2 separate regions of the Homo sapiens genome follow, and region 2 is linked to region 1. A link is an interaction called in ENCODE POLR2A ChIA-PET data of the cell type or tissue named here. Cell type or tissue: Panc1. All regions are shown on one strand. Each heading gives the region's core, and the rest is flanking DNA. Links, peaks and the distances in the headings are about the cores only.

What was found. ChIA-PET counts read pairs that join two places held together with the same protein. Peaks named below come from ENCODE experiments on the same cell type or tissue, not always from the same donor. Only the 100,000 strongest peaks of a DNase experiment are listed, where the experiment ranks them.
Region 2: POLR2A ChIA-PET joins it to region 1 with 23 read pairs; 3 of 35 experiments call an interaction of 5 or more read pairs at or near these places.

Annotation. Positions count from the first base shown.
Region 1 is chr12:31,385,726-31,394,068 of GRCh38, reverse strand. It overlaps DENND5B (DENN domain containing 5B), which reads left to right. Exons shown (of 21, transcript NM_144973.4): 18 at 1,373-1,455; 19 at 1,676-1,802; 20 at 4,571-4,745; 21 at 6,283-8,343. The coding sequence ends at 6,466. Among named protein-coding and RNA genes, the nearest start is that of LINC02387, 21 kb to the right of the region's middle. In Panc1, for the core only: no CTCF peak of the experiment used is centred there; no DNase peak of the experiment used is centred there.
Region 2 is chr12:31,513,964-31,522,306 of GRCh38, reverse strand. All of the region lies in intron 1 of DENND5B (DENN domain containing 5B), which reads left to right. Among named protein-coding and RNA genes, the nearest start is that of DENND5B-AS1, 72 kb to the left of the region's middle. RefSeq lists enhancers at 2,753-3,289, 3,290-3,827 and a silencer at 3,258-3,552. In Panc1, for the core only: no CTCF peak of the experiment used is centred there; a DNase peak (open chromatin) is centred at 3,376; H3K4me3 peaks cover 239 bases; H3K27ac peaks cover 1,781 bases.

The DNA.
Region 1 (8,343 bases), core at 277-8,276:
TTATAAGAGGTTTTCATTTTAACAATTTTTATGCATTAGTGTAGAAAAAACCTACTTGAATTTTACTGAAAGAAACGTTAGCCGGGCATGGTGGCTTACGCCTGTAATCCCAGCACTTTGGGAGGCTGAGGTGGGCGGATCACCTGAGGTCAGGAGTTCGAGACCAGCGTGACCAATATGGTAAAACCCTATTTCTACTAAAAATACAAAAAAATTAGCCATGCATGGTGGCCGGCACCTGTAGTCCCAGCTACACGGGAGGCTGAGGCAGGAGAATTGCTTGAACCTGGGAGGCGGAGGGTGCAGTGAGCCGACATTGCACCACTGCACTCCAGCCTAGGAGACAGAGCGAGACTCCATCTCAAAAAAGAAAAAAGAAATGTTCATGCAAGAAATCCTTGAGCAGTATGAATTCAGAGATTCTTAAACATGAGGATGTATGGGTTTTCCTTTATAGTGTGTTAAGTAAATTAGAACTACAAGAAAATCTGAACTATATACCTTTTCTGTTGTTACCTACTTCTGAAATGTTTACCACCTTTTTAAAAAAACAAACCATTCCTTGGGTTTGGTGGACAAAAGTGATTTAGGTCGCATTCAAGCAGCCCACCAACCTGTCCCTCAGGAAAGTGGCCTAGAAGAGCAAGTACTGGCTGGCAGAAGGAAGCAGTGCTGAGACAGATTGACTAGCCAGGAAGGGAGGGAGTTCTGGGCTTCAGGCCCAGATGCCACAGGGTACCTGGCATCTTCCCCTTATTTTAAACACAACAGCAAATCTTCAAACTCCAGGTTAACTATCCAGAGCGCCTGAAGCCTTAATCTATGCCCACTGACAGGCTTGTAGGTAGGTAGCATAAGGGAACATTCCACTAACAGGCTCGTAGGTAGATAGCATAAGGGAACATTTCACTAACAGGCTCGTAGGTGGGTAGCATAAGGGAACATTTGAGGAGTGATGTTGGGACTTCTCAACCTTGCTTCTCATATTTGGGGGCTTGCTAGCATTTTGTGACAGGCGCCATGCTAGTTATTTACTCCTATAACTTACCAGTTTTCCCAGTGAGGCGTGTATTTTTCCTATTTTCAGTTGAGGAAACTGAAAGCTCAGAGGAAGTTAGACACTAGGCTAGGGTTATAGATTGCAGATGGTAATGCTGGGATTTGAATCTAGGGATCGCTTGGATTATTTTCCATTTTGCCAGGATGCTTCCCACTTGGCCAAACAGGCCAGAGGCAAGTTCTATGGAGCCCCTGGCAAAGCCAGCCTGCTCTGATGACGTATTTCCTGCCTAGGTGGACACAGTTGATGTCCCATAGTACTTTGGTTTATTTCTCTCCCATGAGAATGCAGCCACTGTTTATTATTTTACAGAACCCAATGCTGGGCAGATACAAGAAGGAATTGGAGAAGCTGTGAACAATATTGTGAAACATTTTCATAAACCTGAAAAAGAGGTATTTATGGGCTATAAAACTTAGTATAGTGGGACTTTTAAAGATGCTTTTATATGTGATACACGAGGCAATATGGGGTGCTTGAATTTTCATTTGTAAGCTTTCTGGTAGCTGTAAAAACATGCTTCATATAGCTACCTTCAGCACTTGCTTCTCTAGTGTTTTTTTTAGACATAGATGCAGGAGATTTTTCTTTGGCACTGTGTGTTATGCCCCACAGAGAGGAAGCCTCACCGTGTTGCTGTGTGGAGAAAATGGCCTGGTTGCAGCCCTTGAGCAAGTTTTCCACCATGGGTTCAAATCTGCCCGCATCTTTCACAAGAATGTCTTCATCTGGGACTTCATAGGTAAATAAAGTAGATGTGTATTACATTAAGGTCACTGAAGCCTTTCTTAGGAACTCAAAGACCCAGGAATCTGAGTGAATAAGGGTTAGTGATAAGGATATATATATTTTTTTTCTTTTTTTTTTTTTGAGACGGAATCTTACTCTGTTGCCCAAGCTGGAGTGCAGTGGTGCGGTCTTGGCTCACTGTAACCTCCGCCTCCCAGGTTCAAATGATTCTCCTGCCTCAGCCTCCCAAGCAGCTGGGACTACAGGTGTGCACCACCATGCCCAACTAATTTTTGTATTTTTAATAGAGAAGGGGTTTCACCATATTGGCCAGGCTGGTCTTGAACTCCTGACCTTGTGATCCACCCGCCTCAGCCTCCCAAAGTGCTGGGATTACAGGAGTGAGCCATCGTGCCCGGCAAGGATATATATATTTTAAAATAAATATTAAATTAGCTGGGTGTGGTAGCACATACCTGTGGTCCCAGCTACCTGGGAGGCTGAGGCAAGAGAATCGCTTGAGCCCAGGAGCCTAGGAGGTGAAGGCTGCAGTCAGCCATGATCAAGCTACTGCACTCCAGCCTGGGCGACAGAGTGAGACCGTGTCTCAAAAAGTGTATATAATAATGATAAATAAATATCAAGTATTGTCTTTGTTTTTCATTTACTCAACAAATTGTAATATGCACAATATTCCAAATAGTATTTGAGTTGCTCAAGATATACATTAGTAAACAAAACAGAAATCCTATGGTTGACAAACTTATACTCAGGTCGGTGTGGGAAACAAACAATACACAAAAACATAACAAATATGTAATTCATATGGTATGTCAGAAATGTGACCATTGATCTGGAAAGAAATAGAGCAGTATAAAAGGAAATAAAGTGGGGAGTGGTCTTTCAAATGGGGTGGTTTTAGATTCTGCTGAATGTCAAGGTACATTGGAGCACAGACTTCATGTAGGTGAGGAAGTGAGCCATGTAGATATCTGGGAGGAGGGACTCCAGGTTGACAGCACTGCCAGTGCTAAGCCCCAAGGCGGAAGTGTTTCCATGGAACTCCAAGCCCAGTGTGACTGGAGCACAGCAAGAGAGAGAAAGTAGGAGATTGGGGGAGGGGGTGTTTAGTGCCAGTGCCAGGTTGTGTAGGGCCTTCTAGGTCATTGGAATGATTTCAGCCTTTATCCTGAATGAAACTGGAAGCTGTTGGAAGGTTTTGAGCTAAGTAGTGACATGATAGAACGTTTTTGTTTGTTTGTTTGAGACAGAGACTCACTCTACTGCCCAGGCTGGAGTGCAGTGGCCCCATCTCAGCTCACTGCAACCTCTGCCTCCTGGGTTCAAGCGGTTCTCCTGCCCCAGCCACTGATTAGCTGGGATTACACCTGCCACCACACCCCTAATTTTTGTATTTTTAGTAGAGATGGGGTTTTGCCATGTTGGCCACGCTGGTCCCAAATTCCGTCCTCAAGTGATCCACTTGCCTTGGCCTCCCAAGGTGCTGGGATTACAGGTGTGAGCCACTGTGCCTGGCCAATTTTTGTAAAAGGATTCCTCTAGCTCTGTGTTGTCCAGTATAGTAACCATTAGCCACATATAGCCATTTAAAATTTAAATCTATTTAATTTTTTTTGTTTGTTTTAGATGGAGTCTCGCTCTGTTGCCCAGGCTGGAGTACAATGGTGTGATCTTGGGTCACCGCAGCCTCTGCCTCCTGGGTTCAAGCAATTCTCCTGCCTCAGCCTGAGTAGCTGGGATTACAGGTGCCTGCCACCACGCCCAGCTAATTTTTGTATTTTTAGTAGAGATGGGGTTTCACCATGCTGGCTAGGCTGGTCTCGAACTCCCGAACTCAGGTGATCTGCCCGCCTTGGCCTCCCAAAGTGCTGGGATTACAGGCGTGAGCCACCATGCCTGGCCAAATCTATTTAATTTAAATCAAATGTAAATGTAAATTTCATTTTCTTAATAACACTGGCCACATTTCAAGTGCTCAGGAGCCACTTGTGGCTACCAAATTGGACCTTGTAGATAGAGAACATTTTCATCATCACAGGAAGCTCTTTTGGAGTGTTTCTGTTCTAGCTTGCTAAGCTTTGTGATCTTTCTTTTGGTATGCAGCTCTTCTAGAATTCCTAGTTTCTTTAAATGGGCAATTAATCATTTTGTGTTTTCTAAATAAGGCCTAGATGAAGTAGTTTATTTCATCTAACTTAGAATAGACAAAAAAAGGAAAGTTGTCAGAGATAGGCCCCCAGGAGTGATTTTTTTTTTTTCTTCTGGAATGCCTAGAATCTTATTGCTTCTGCTTCTCATGTGTATATACATATATCTCTCTTTGTCAGGTACTTATTCAGGTACATTTCAAGGATCTTGTTGCAAAGTGTTAGCAAGTCATTCTGTAACTAGAACATGGGGTATTATTTCAATGGCTACCGTGTCATTGCTGGTTACTCCTAGAAGGTTCCAGTCTTAACAGAAGATGCTATTTTTGTTTTCTTTTTTGCCAGTTTCTGTTTCCTGAAGGTATTTTAAAGGGAGTAAACTTTCCAGTCTTCTGGAATGCAGTCTAAATTAGAAAATAAATTCCTGGGAGCATATTTATTGTTCTACCATGAAACATCGACCCCTAAAATCAATGATAAAGTAATGATATTGGCTTCAGGACTGACTGTATGCAAAGCATCGTTAGTGTTTCCATAATAAATTAAGTGATGAATCTTTCTATATATGAAGTGTTGACACATATTGTGACATAATTCTGACTTTTTTCCTCAGAGAAAGTGGTTGCTTATTTTGAAACAACTGACCAGATTCTAGATAATGAAGATGATGTCCTTATTCAGAAATCATCCTGCAAAACCTTCTGCCACTACGTAAATGCTATTAATACTGCACCCAGGAACATTGGGAAGGATGGCAAATTCCAGATTTTAGTTTGCCTTGGAACAAGGTACAAAACCAGTTTTTTATTTTCCCTATCTTTGTCACATGTTGAACTAGAGTCCAGAAAAGGTTATACCAGATCATACCCCTTCCAGAGCTCTCCTTTGGGTTTCTTTCCTTTTACTTTTTCTTTTGAAACAGAGTCTCACTCCATCGCCTAGGCTGGAGTACCGTGGCATAATCTTGGCTCACTGCAACCTCTGCCTCCTCCCTTGGGTTTCTTTAATTCACCACCACCACTACATGAGGTAGCAACCGATTTTTTCATTTTAAAGATGAGAAAGTAGAAAATAGATGAGGCACACGTAAGTTAGCAGACTTTCCCAAGATCACACAGAAAAATGAGACAGAGCCAGGTTCACACCCTGTCCCACTTCAGAGCCCAAGCTCTCCACCATGACTGTATACTGGCTCGACAGATAGATAGGTAATAAGGAAGTTGTTAGATAACTAGACACATACACTGTACATATTTACTAAGTAAACCTTATATAGTGTATATATACCACTATATTTACATTTAATAACATTATGGGATTCTTGCTATATAAATATCATCTTCTCTTTAAGACTATTTCCTACCCCTTTATTTTTTGAAAGTGGCACATAGGAGCGATACAATCCATTACTTTTAAAACAGATCTCAGAATTGTAAGAAATGAAACATACAGACCTTTAGATTTCTTTTTTTAAGTTACCCATGTAGTATTTGTTTTTTCCTGAACCTTAAGAGCCCCAACTTGAGACTGAAGATGGCCTGATTGGGGATGCTCAATAAGGATGTCTTAGGAACTTAGCAATGGGTTACTAATGTCAGGTTTGATCAGGAAACATTGAAGATGTGAGGTTTTATCTTCCTGAAACAGCTGGTTTACAGAACTAAGTTCTGTATTTCTTCTTCATAAAAGGAGCCCAGTTTTAGCTGTGCTTTTAAAGTTTCTTTTGAGCATGATCTTTATCTCCTTTTATCTCTATACTCTTCTGATTTATTAGACCATTGCAAACTCTCATCTGGTTTATAAAATCTACTTAATGTTTTTCTGCTTTGATTTTGTTCCTCACCCTGTTATGTTATATAAGTTAAAAAAAAAAAAAAAAAAAAAAGCAAGTCCCTACAGTTTAGTGTAGTCTTTCTTCCAAAAGGTCAGTATACTGTGGCATGCCTTGCCACAGAGTAACACTCCTATTAAAAAAAAAGACATAGAAAATGACATTCTGCCTCTTTCTAAAGGTGGTAAAATCAGAATAGAGAATGTCTTTAATGTGCATAGACTTTCTAATGTACTTTAAACTCTTAAAGTACATTAAATTGGGTTTAAAATAATGGGTTTTCCCTTTAGCTTTCTTTACACTGTCTCATCACTGTCTTTTTACCAGAAAATATTCAACTTCTTGGCTTTGATTTCCTCTCTCCTGACCTCTTAGCTTGGATACATTTTGTACCATCAAGTCCCACACCTTCCCATTCATACAGACTCCACTGTGTGCCTTGTTCTGCAGCGAGGCCAGCAATGCTCAGGAATTGTTTCTGTTTGGGTCTGTAGGGATCGCCTGCTCCCACAGTGGATTCCATTGTTAGCTGAGTGTCCTGCCATCACTCGAATGTATGAAGAGAGCGCTCTCCTGCGAGACCGCATGACTGTCAACTCCCTTATCCGAATTCTGCAGACCATTCAGGACTTCACCATAGTCCTAGAAGGATCACTCATCAAAGGAGTGGATGTGTAACCCAACTGGCTAGAAACTCTCAGTCCAAACCTTGCTCCTTCCCCAACTAGGGGACCGATTTGGACTTGTCTGACAGTAGTGAGTCACTGCAGGGGCAGCCAAACATATGCCCCATTTGGAACAATCCTCACTCTACAGACAAGGCAAAATGTTGTATTGTAGTTCATTTGAACCTGGAATTTAGTATAAAATAGAGTATTTTCATGTGTTAGATGTGTGTAAATATGCTATCTTCTTTAAGAAATTATATTACTCTAATAAGATGCTTTTCTTAGATTGAATATTCCTGTGACTTAAAATAAGTAGCTTAAAAATGTTGGGGGTTGGGGGGAAGAGTGGTGCTAGCCAGGAAGAAGCCAGTAAACATGTAAATATAGTGCAACCCAGTCGGGCTTTTTTTTTTCTCCAGGTATCACAAAGAAACCCAGAATGCATTGTTATGTAGTAGCCATCCATCTTGGAGTCTGATCCTTTGTATTGTGGATGCACACAGCTTTACCTACTGTACTGGTAGTCTTCACTTCTATCTTTTAAGTTACAAACTGTTTTATATATTTGAATCGCTAGTCACTTTTCCAGTCTTTTGGAAAAAAATTTCAGTCCGCACAAGATGATATAATTGGAGTATTTTAAACACTAGACCCCAGGAGCTTGGCTGAACTGGAAAGAGAACATACAAAGCTCTGAGAAATGTGTTCAATTGTGGGATTATAACTTCTTTACACTTCGGAAAGATTAGCCTAGACTAACTTCATTCTTGGCATTTTTATTCTTGTTATTTGAGGTACTTTGGGAAGATGTGAATTTCAGTGTTAGATTCATAGTGATAAGAACTGCAAACAGCAATTTGATTCTGTACTTTTAATTTGGCCATCTAAACTGTGCAGTGGTCTACCTCTTAAGGATAACCATGAGCCCTGTCTTTGTTAGGGTCTAATCACCCACCTCTCCAGGGCCCATCCCCCCTCGGGAAATGGAAGGAATGTCTAAGGAGGAGGAGGGCTGTGTGTGGCTTGGAATGTTTTTGTGAAAGCATTTGTTGACCATGATAATGCAAATAACAGAAGGAGAGAGAGAATGAACCCTTTCTGGGTGTTTCAGGGCAAGCTTTACGTTCCTTTGTAGGAAGGGGAGTAATAATGTAAAACAACTGACCCAGAGAAGCTAAAAGCCACTGGCAGCACAGGCTGACAAAATGGAAGCAAAGCAAGAGGTGGCAACAATTTTGAAAGACCAAAAGTTGTGAGTAACTTTCCAGTTTGATAGTTTATAAAGAAGTTAAGTAAATGTAGTATTGGCTAGTTACTGTAAGTCCTCATCTTCTGGTAGGTCCTGTAACTCTAATTAGGCATTTGTACATTTTTAGCAGCAAAATTGCCTCAGCAGAGCTCCCAGTTTTATTCCCAGTTGTGGCTGAAAAGCAAAGCCATGGCATCAGTATCCTTGTGCAATCGGAGGTTGCTGGGCTTTCACCACCTGTGTTGTTAACCTTATTTCCTGGAGGAAGAAACAGATGAAACAAGTGCCTAACTCCCTTTATCAAACACAGCCAAGGACAGCCTCTTTTAACATGTGACTTCATACTTGAGGAAAAGGAGAGTTGACAGCTGTATTTAAAAACCCATGGAGCCGGGTGCGGTGGCTCACGCCTATGATCCCAGCACTTTGGGAGGCCGAGGCAGGCGGATCACAAGGTCAGGAGATTGAGACCCTCCTGGCTAACACCGTGAAACCCCGTCTCTACTAAAAATACAAAAAATTAGCCGGGCGTGGTGGCGGGTGCCTGTACAGGAGGCTGAGGCAGGAGAATGGCGTGAACCCGCGAGGCGGAGCTTGCAGTAAGCTGAGATCGCGCCACTGCCCTCCAGCCTGGGCAA
Region 2 (8,343 bases), core at 243-8,242, 130 kb before region 1:
GGCCATGCTTTCCTAAGAAGTTTCCAAAGGTTATTGACTCTCAGCTTAGCCTTTTCTACTGCACAATGTGATAGATGCTGTAAATCAGCGTTTAGAGGTGTTTATCTAACTCTCCCTAGTGGGAGATGGGGAAATTTTCACTGAGAATGTAACTCTGCACCATGAGCAGATGTTTGCTAAGTGGGCAAGGATTGAGTGGGGGATGTCTTAAACTGAGGGAAAACATTTGTAAAAGCAGAAAGGGGTGAGGATATGACAGCAAATTTACTATAGCTAACATGAGAGAGAAGAGGAAGGGTAGTAAATAGAATTGAAGAGGGTAGCCAAGGGCCAAATATAAATTTGTATTACAAGCTAAGGAATTTTTATCCAGTCATAAAGAGCCACTGAAAGATTTTATGCAGGGGATTATAATGATCAGATTAGCATATTAAGAAGATGATTTTGGCAATAGTATGGAGTCTGGTTGATAGGGAGGCCAGGTAGGAGGCTACTGAAGTAGTCTGGACAAGAGATGAAGTGTACCTAAACTAAGGCATGGGGATGGAACGGAACTTAGCATTACAGGCAGTTACTTAAATGGCTAGGGGAAGCAAGAGGAAGCAAGAATCATTCCTTGGTTTAATGGTTTGGATGGATGGTGGTGGTCTTTGTTGACGCTAGATATACAGGAGTAGAAAAGCCACTAAAAAAACCCACACACATTTCTGTTTTATGTAGGCATCTTGTATAGGACAGACTAACAAAAATGAAACTGTTTCTTAAATTTAATTGAAATACAATCAGCAATTTTCTCATTATAATTTTACTTAACCCTGTACAGTTCAGTCTACAAAAATAAGTATTGGTAGAATAGCCAGGTGCAGTGGTGTGTGCCTGTATTCCCAAGCTGCTCTGGAGGCTGAGGCAGGTGGATCACTTGAACCCGGGAGTTCGAGTGCAGCCAGAGCAGCATAGTGAGACGCTGTCTCTAAATATTAAAAAAAAAAAAAAGTTTTTTTGTACTAAAGTGAATGTCTGATATCTGCACACCCCACAGAATGTACAGTGGAATTCTAATGCCTTATCTCTGAACTTACTATATATAACATTGATATAACCTTTTCTATTGTTTTTGACGCCTATTTTATTCAGTTAGCATTATTTCCCTTGGCATCCTTATAGCCAGGCAATCCCTTATGATGAAATTAAAAAAAAAAAAAAGACCAACTTTAATGATCTAAGGCTGTGCTGCTTGATATGGGAGCCACTTAGCCACATGTGACTTGAGTATTTGAAACTTGACTAGTTCAAAATGAAATGAGCTGTAGATGTAAAATACTCACTGGATTTCAAAGATTTAATATCTCACTAACATTTTTGTATGTTTATTACATGTTGGAGCAATATTTTGGATACAAGAAGTAAAATTTATTGTCATGATGAATTTTTCCTGTTTTTGTTGTTGTTGTTGTTGTTGTTGTTAACTATTTTTAAAATGTAGCTACCCCTGTAATCCCAGCACTTTGGGAGGCCGAGGTGTGTGGATCATGAGGTCAGGAGATCGAGACCATCCTGGCTAACACAGTGAAACCCTGTCTCTATTAAAAATACCAAAAATTAGCCGGGCATGGTGGCACACACCTGTAGTCCCAGCTAGTCGGGAGGCTGAGGCAGGAGAATCGCTTGAACCCAGGAGGTGGAGGTTGCAGTGAGCTGAGATCACACCACTGTACTCCAGCCTGGATGACAGAGTGAGACTCTTTCTCAAAAAGAAAAAAAAGTAGCTACTAGAAAAATTTAAATTATATATATGGTTCACATTATCTTTCTATTAACTTTCTTTGCTTACTAAGTTTATTTCAGTTCCATTATCTGCCTAGTTTCTATGCTAGGTGTGCCTAACTTCTATACTAGCTAGAGATTTGCTGCATATGATTAACAGCTGTTTCATTTTAATTCATTATAAGTGCCTGGAAACTGCAATAATGCAAAATTGTCTTCCCATATTTTGGAAACAAGGTTAAAAAGTTCTATAGCACCCTATAGTTGATTAGTAAGAACTTCAACGCAGAATATCTGCAGGAAACTGATTTTTGTAGATGTTATCACAATTCATTTTGATATCTGTAAGTTGGATAGTGTTTATTAACTCTTCTGCAAATAAATTATTTCTTAGAATGAAAGTCTCCAAGCTGGTACATGGATAGGATTGGACTAGAGAAAAAGCTTATTTGAAACACATTTTATGAGGGTTTTCATTTATTGCCTAAACACTATAAAATTTTTTTGCCATGTTCCAGTTGACACAGGCCAAGAAATGCCTGAACAGGTAGCAAACACACCTAGCAAACAGGGATGGCTACCATATCAAAAAGTCTCTCTGCTAAGGTGAGGTGCAGGGTTTCTTTTTGGGGTGATGAAAATGTTCTAAAATTAGATAGTAGTGATGCTCACACAACTCTATAAATATACTAAAATCACTGAATTGTATACTTTAAAAGGGTGAGTGTAAGGGTATGTGCAATATAGCTCAATAAAGCTGTTATAAAAAAATTCTGAAGCATGCTTATCTGTTGCAGTTACTGATTTACTAGTCATTTAATGAGAATTAAGTGAGCAGACACAGAAAGCAACCATATGTTCAAGAACTACAGTGATCAGACAAAAATGGACTGTCCTTTTTTGACTTCTGTGTGAGCCCCACAGATCTGGTGGCATTTAGGGAAGCCTAATGGCCTTCTTTTGTGAGTACTTGTGAAAGTTACTAACAATGTATTAGATTGCTAATACATTCAAATTCTAATGTAAAATGAATGTGATACACTGAAAGGTACAGACTGAATCCAGCAGATGAGTAGAAAGAAAACCACTCCAATATTTAATCATTTGTTGTTAAGGAATTTATCCATTAACAAAGTTTTTAGACAGAGTTGTTTATATCTACTCAAGGTGTCATTATGCACATCTGTTTCTTGTACCTCAGGTTCATCCTATAGAAAATCATGCTAACTCACAAGTCATGCAGTGTTTTCAAAAAGACAAGTCATGCAGTGTTTTCAAGTTCAGAGAGTAGCAAAGGATGCAAATCTAATTTCTTTACCATTTGCTACCATCTGAAGTTAGTAACATTTTTTGGCTAATCACCAAGCACCCAGAAAGAAAGAAATAGAGCAAATTTGGTGCATCGTTTGTCTTCCGTATCTCCTTTCGAAGTCATTTCCACAGGATAAGTGCCAAAGCACAGAAAAGAAGCTAGGCCCCACTTTTACTCTCATGAACAAAAGTCTTCCCATAGATTTTTACATAGCTGCTGCATTTGTCATCCCTTTCCTGAAGAGCTTTGTTGCTGTGGTCTTGCTCTAGGGCTGCTTTCAGCAACATTTCTGACGCAGGTTTAATGCTGATTAGCCCTAAAACAATTCTAGGGCAGGGCTCCCTGCCAGGATAAAGAATGAACAAAATTGGTTTGCATATAGGCCAGCTGCAGTTGCTGCAGCTAGAGTCTGTCAAACTAGGACCATTTTCTTGTTTACCAAGATGAGGTTAAATTAGCACAGCATGAGGCAAAAAAAAAAGATTTAAAAAACCCAGAAAATTAGCTATGCTTTTGAGTATGATGCAGTGAGTGTGGAATTAAGGTGATTTTAAGTTAGTTTGAGAAGGGAAGGTAATATACAGTACTAAAAGCTTGATTAAAAGCTGCTTGAAGATATTTGCTTGCTAACTATCTTAGTAAAAAAAAAAAAAGGTATATTTGAATAGTGCCTCAAAGCTCACAGATTACATGTAGAAAAGTCTGTTGGCCCATTTTTATTGAGTATGTGCCTCATGCTTACATGCTTAGCCCTGGTCCTGGCACAAGGGTACAGAGGTGGACATTTAATAGAGGAAGACACTGTCTTTGAGACTGGGTTTCTGGAGACTCTTAATTCAAGCCTCAGCTCTGTCTTTAATTCTCACCTTAGGCAAACCATGTTAGCTGAGCATCTGTGTTCTCCTAATGTAAACAATGAGAGAGGGAGAGGGACTGCTCAGGCTCTTAAAGATAATTCAAGTCTAACATTTTTTGAATTATTTGTTTGTGTAGTGTTATTTCCTAAAATATTTGAATCAAGTTTTATGTGTTCATAGTCTCTGATAGTGGGACATCCAGTCTGGTTGAGGAGGAAAGATGAGCTGTGTAATCAGAGAAGCTGAATGTGAGAGGTTTCTGACTTCCAGAGCTTCAGTTTATAAAGCTCTTTCCCTGCCTCTCCACTTTGCACTGCTCCCATTGCAGAGACTGCCCGCAGATCTACCTTTGGGAACTCAGGCTTTTTATTCCAGCAATGCAAGGCTGAGTTGAGGGAAGGAGCCCCCACTTTCTCATCCACCTGCAAAGGCAAGAGTACATAGCTGCAGGTAACAAGTTATAGGAAGGGTTAGTGTGAGGCAGAAAGGCACAGTAAAGGATAAACTTCATAGTGTTTGATGATCCCCAAAGTGTCATTTGACTTCTTAGACTCCCAGAACCCCTGTGCTTCACTTCCCAGCCCTTCATCAACTCTGGATTCAAGGACTTCTGAACTTGATCTCTGTCACTTTCTCCTCCCTGACCTTCCCAGATCCCAGTCTTGGATCATTAAAAGCACCCCTACTAGTTTAGGGCTGGGAAATGAGGAGACTTAATCATCTTATAACATTGTTCCTATGGGAGGTGAATTCTTTTACAGACTAACGTCCAAATACAATCGTTAGTAAAACTAAGGCTACAGCTGTTAATTTAACTGAAGCTTGTGTAGTTATGGAGAGATTGTTTCTTTTATCAGTTCATATTTCTATGCACTTCTCATTCAGTACTGTGCTATACTTTTCACTGCCCTTCACCTCAGCTAAGATGGTTTTCACCTTAAGTCTCAAGACAAAGGCAGCAAACAGCCAATACAGAATTAGGGCATAGAGCTGGGTGTGATACAGGGTGCTAACTACTCATAGTCCGCTTTAAGCGCAGGATAGAGGACATTCTCACAGAAAAACAAAACAAAACAAACATTTGCCTATATTAGATAATCAAGTGGGTAGGGCTTAGAGAAAAAAGGAATCACCGTGGGTTGTAGTGGGGTAGTTTATACATGTAGGAAACAGTCCTGAAAGATATGGATGTGCAGAATGGAGGCTGATGTTCTGAGCTCCAGCTGAGGGAATTTTCATTTATCTAAAGTTTTTATTTCTGTTTTTTTTTCCCCAGCCGAATTTAAGATTCATATTTCTGTTTTAAAAAGTTGTGAAATGAATATAGCAAAGTGTTAACATTTGTTGAATTCAGGAGGGAAGGTATCTACACACAGTGTTAATTATTTCTGTTTTACTTCTCTATATGCTCTAATTTCTTCTTTTTAATTTTTTTGAGATAGGGTCTCACTCTGTTGCCCAGGCTGGAGTGCAGTGGCACGATCAGGGCTCACTGCAGCCTCAACATCCTGGACTCAAGCAGCCCTCCCACTTCAGTCTCCCAAAGTGCTGGGATTAGAAGGTGTGAGCCACAGGGCCCAGCCTGAAATTTTTTAAAATTACAGACAGGAAAATAAATTGCATTAAAGTTGAGCAGCCCAAGAAACAAAGGAAAGAACTTAAATAATATATAGATCAGATGGTCAGCTCTTGAAAAGGTAGGTGTTAATGGCAGTCAGATATTATATCAGTCTTGAAGGAGCACATAAATCGTATATTGTTTTGCAACCAAAGAACAGAAAAATGACTGCTATCATCAATGATGAAAGCTCAAATGTGATGAAGAAATGGAAAAAATAGATAATGGGCCAAGGTTTCTTCATGGCTTGGGGTTAACTTTTTTTTTTTTTTTTTTTTGAGACAGGGTCTCACTCTTATTGTCCAGGCTAGAGAGGAGTGGCGTGATCACAGCTCACTGCAACCTCACCATCCCTAGACTCAGGTGATCCAGTTCAACCTCCCAAGTAGCTGTCTGGGACTATAGGTGTGCACCACCACAGCTGTCTAATTTTTATATTTTTTGTGGAGACAAGGTTTTGCCATGTTGCCCAGGCTGGTCTCAAACTCGTGGGCTCAAGTGATCTGCCCACCTTAGCCTCCCAAAGAGCTAACAGACGCGAGCCACCGTGCCCACCCATGCTTAATTTGTTTAGGTGCGAGATATACTAACACAGAGAATATGCTGTACATCATTAGAGAAAATGAATATAAATAAATGACATACTTTAGTAATTATCAAAAGGAGCAAGTTCAGCCCAATAAACAAGGGGCAACCTAGTTTTCATACCCATACATCTACGTGCAAGATAAGTGTAATCACTTTTTTCGGAAAGAGTAGCTTTTAATGCATATATTTAAATTATTTTAAGATATGCTCTAAAGCCTCTCCATTGTGCTATAATTGTCTCTAACAGTTGAATTTTTGCCTTTTCAAGAATTTCTTCTATAAATGCTGAGGGAAGAACCATTACTGATAAATTTTCTATATTCCTAATATGCTTGGCTAAGCTTGTAGCAAGGCTCAATATATTTGTTGGTTGGCAGTACAGAATTTTGAGTAGTCTATTTATACCAGTAATATTGTGTTACTAGTGAATAGATGAGTTTAATCTTAGTGTAAAAAGCATATCTATGTAACAGTTTTTCTACTGATTAATTGTATATAATTGAACAGAGTTCAAGTTCATTCCTTTTTTTGTTCATTCCTTCATACAAAATGGGAAGTTGTTTAGAACTCATCCTGAAAGGAATTGACATACTGTAGTCTCTCACAGAAGTACAACTTAATAAACATTTATGGCAATAAAATTTACCCACCATGTAAGTATATCTGCAAAACTATAAGTATGTGGAATGGTCTTACAGAAGTACAAAATTAATAATGTAGTTTCCCTGGTTATTTCTCATCTATTTCTATATCATACTGTGAAAGAATCCAATACTGTTACAATAATAATAATAATGATAATTTAAACATAATTTCAGTATAATTATAATCGCAATTTTAAAAAATGTATGTGTATGTATTTAGAGATGGGGTCTCACTCTGTCACCCAAGCTGAAGTGCAGTGGCACAATCATAGCTCCCTGCAGCCTTGAACTTATGGGCTCATGTGATCCTTCCACCTCAGCATCCCAAATAGCTCGGACTGCAGACATGCACCACCACACTCGGCTTATAATCGCAAGTCTTACGTTCTGTTTTCTTTTTAGAGACAGGGTCTCACTCTGTTGCCCAGGCTGCAGTACAGTGGCACTATCAGAGCTGACTGCAGCCTTGAACTTCTGTGCTCAAGTAATCCTTTCACTTCAGTCCCTTGAGTAGCTAGGACTGCAGGTGTGCACCACCATGCCTAATTAAAAAAAAATTTTTTTTTTTGTAGAGAAAAAGGTCTTGATATGTTGCCCAGGCTGGTCCAAAGTGATTCTCCTGCTTCAGCCTCCCAAAGTGTTGGGATTACAGGCGTGAGCCACTGCACCCAGTGTCACAAATCTTAATTTTTTTTTTTTTTTGAGACGGAGTCTCACTTTGTCACCCAGATGGAGTGCAGTGGTGCAGTCTCAGCTCACTGCAACCTCTGCCTCCCTGAATCAGATTCAAGTGATTCTCCTGCCCTAGCCTCCCGAGTAGCTGGGATTACAGGCACGCGCCACCACACCTGGCAAATTTTTTGTATTTTTAGTAGAGATGGGTTTTTACCATGTTGGCCAGGCTGGTCTCAAACTCCTAATGTCAAGTGATCCACCCACCTTGGCCTCCCACAGTGTTGTGATTACAGGCGTGAGCCACTATGCCCAGCCTTAAATTTTTATTAAATAACCTTCATAGTCCTACAAAACCATTATTGTAGAATTTGTACAAACAAGGTAAAAATCTTTACACAAAGTCAGTAGTATTCCTGTGTTCTTTCAACTAGCCCATGTTCATAATTATTCGTTTATTCTCATATGCCTAACGATGAGGATACATTCTGAGAAAATCACTATTAAGAGGTTTTGTTATTGTGCAAACATCATAGAGTGTGCTTATATAAAACTAGGTAGCATAGCCTACTACAAACCTTGACTATATGATACAGCCTGTTGCTCTTATTGTTATAAAAGATTTAAACATTTTATTTATAAACTGGTATTACCAACTTTCCCCTATTTCTGAATATTTAGGTAAGAAGCAAAAATAAGTTATCCTGGCTTTGTGTAGTGGCTCATACCTGTAATCACAGCACTTTGTGAGGCTGAGGTGGGAGGATTGCTTGAGCTCAGGAGTTTGAGACCAGCTTGGGCAACATAGTGACACCCTGTCTCTCTCTACAAAAAATTTTAAAGAAGATTAGCCAGGTGTGGTGGCACATTCCTATAATCCTAGCTACT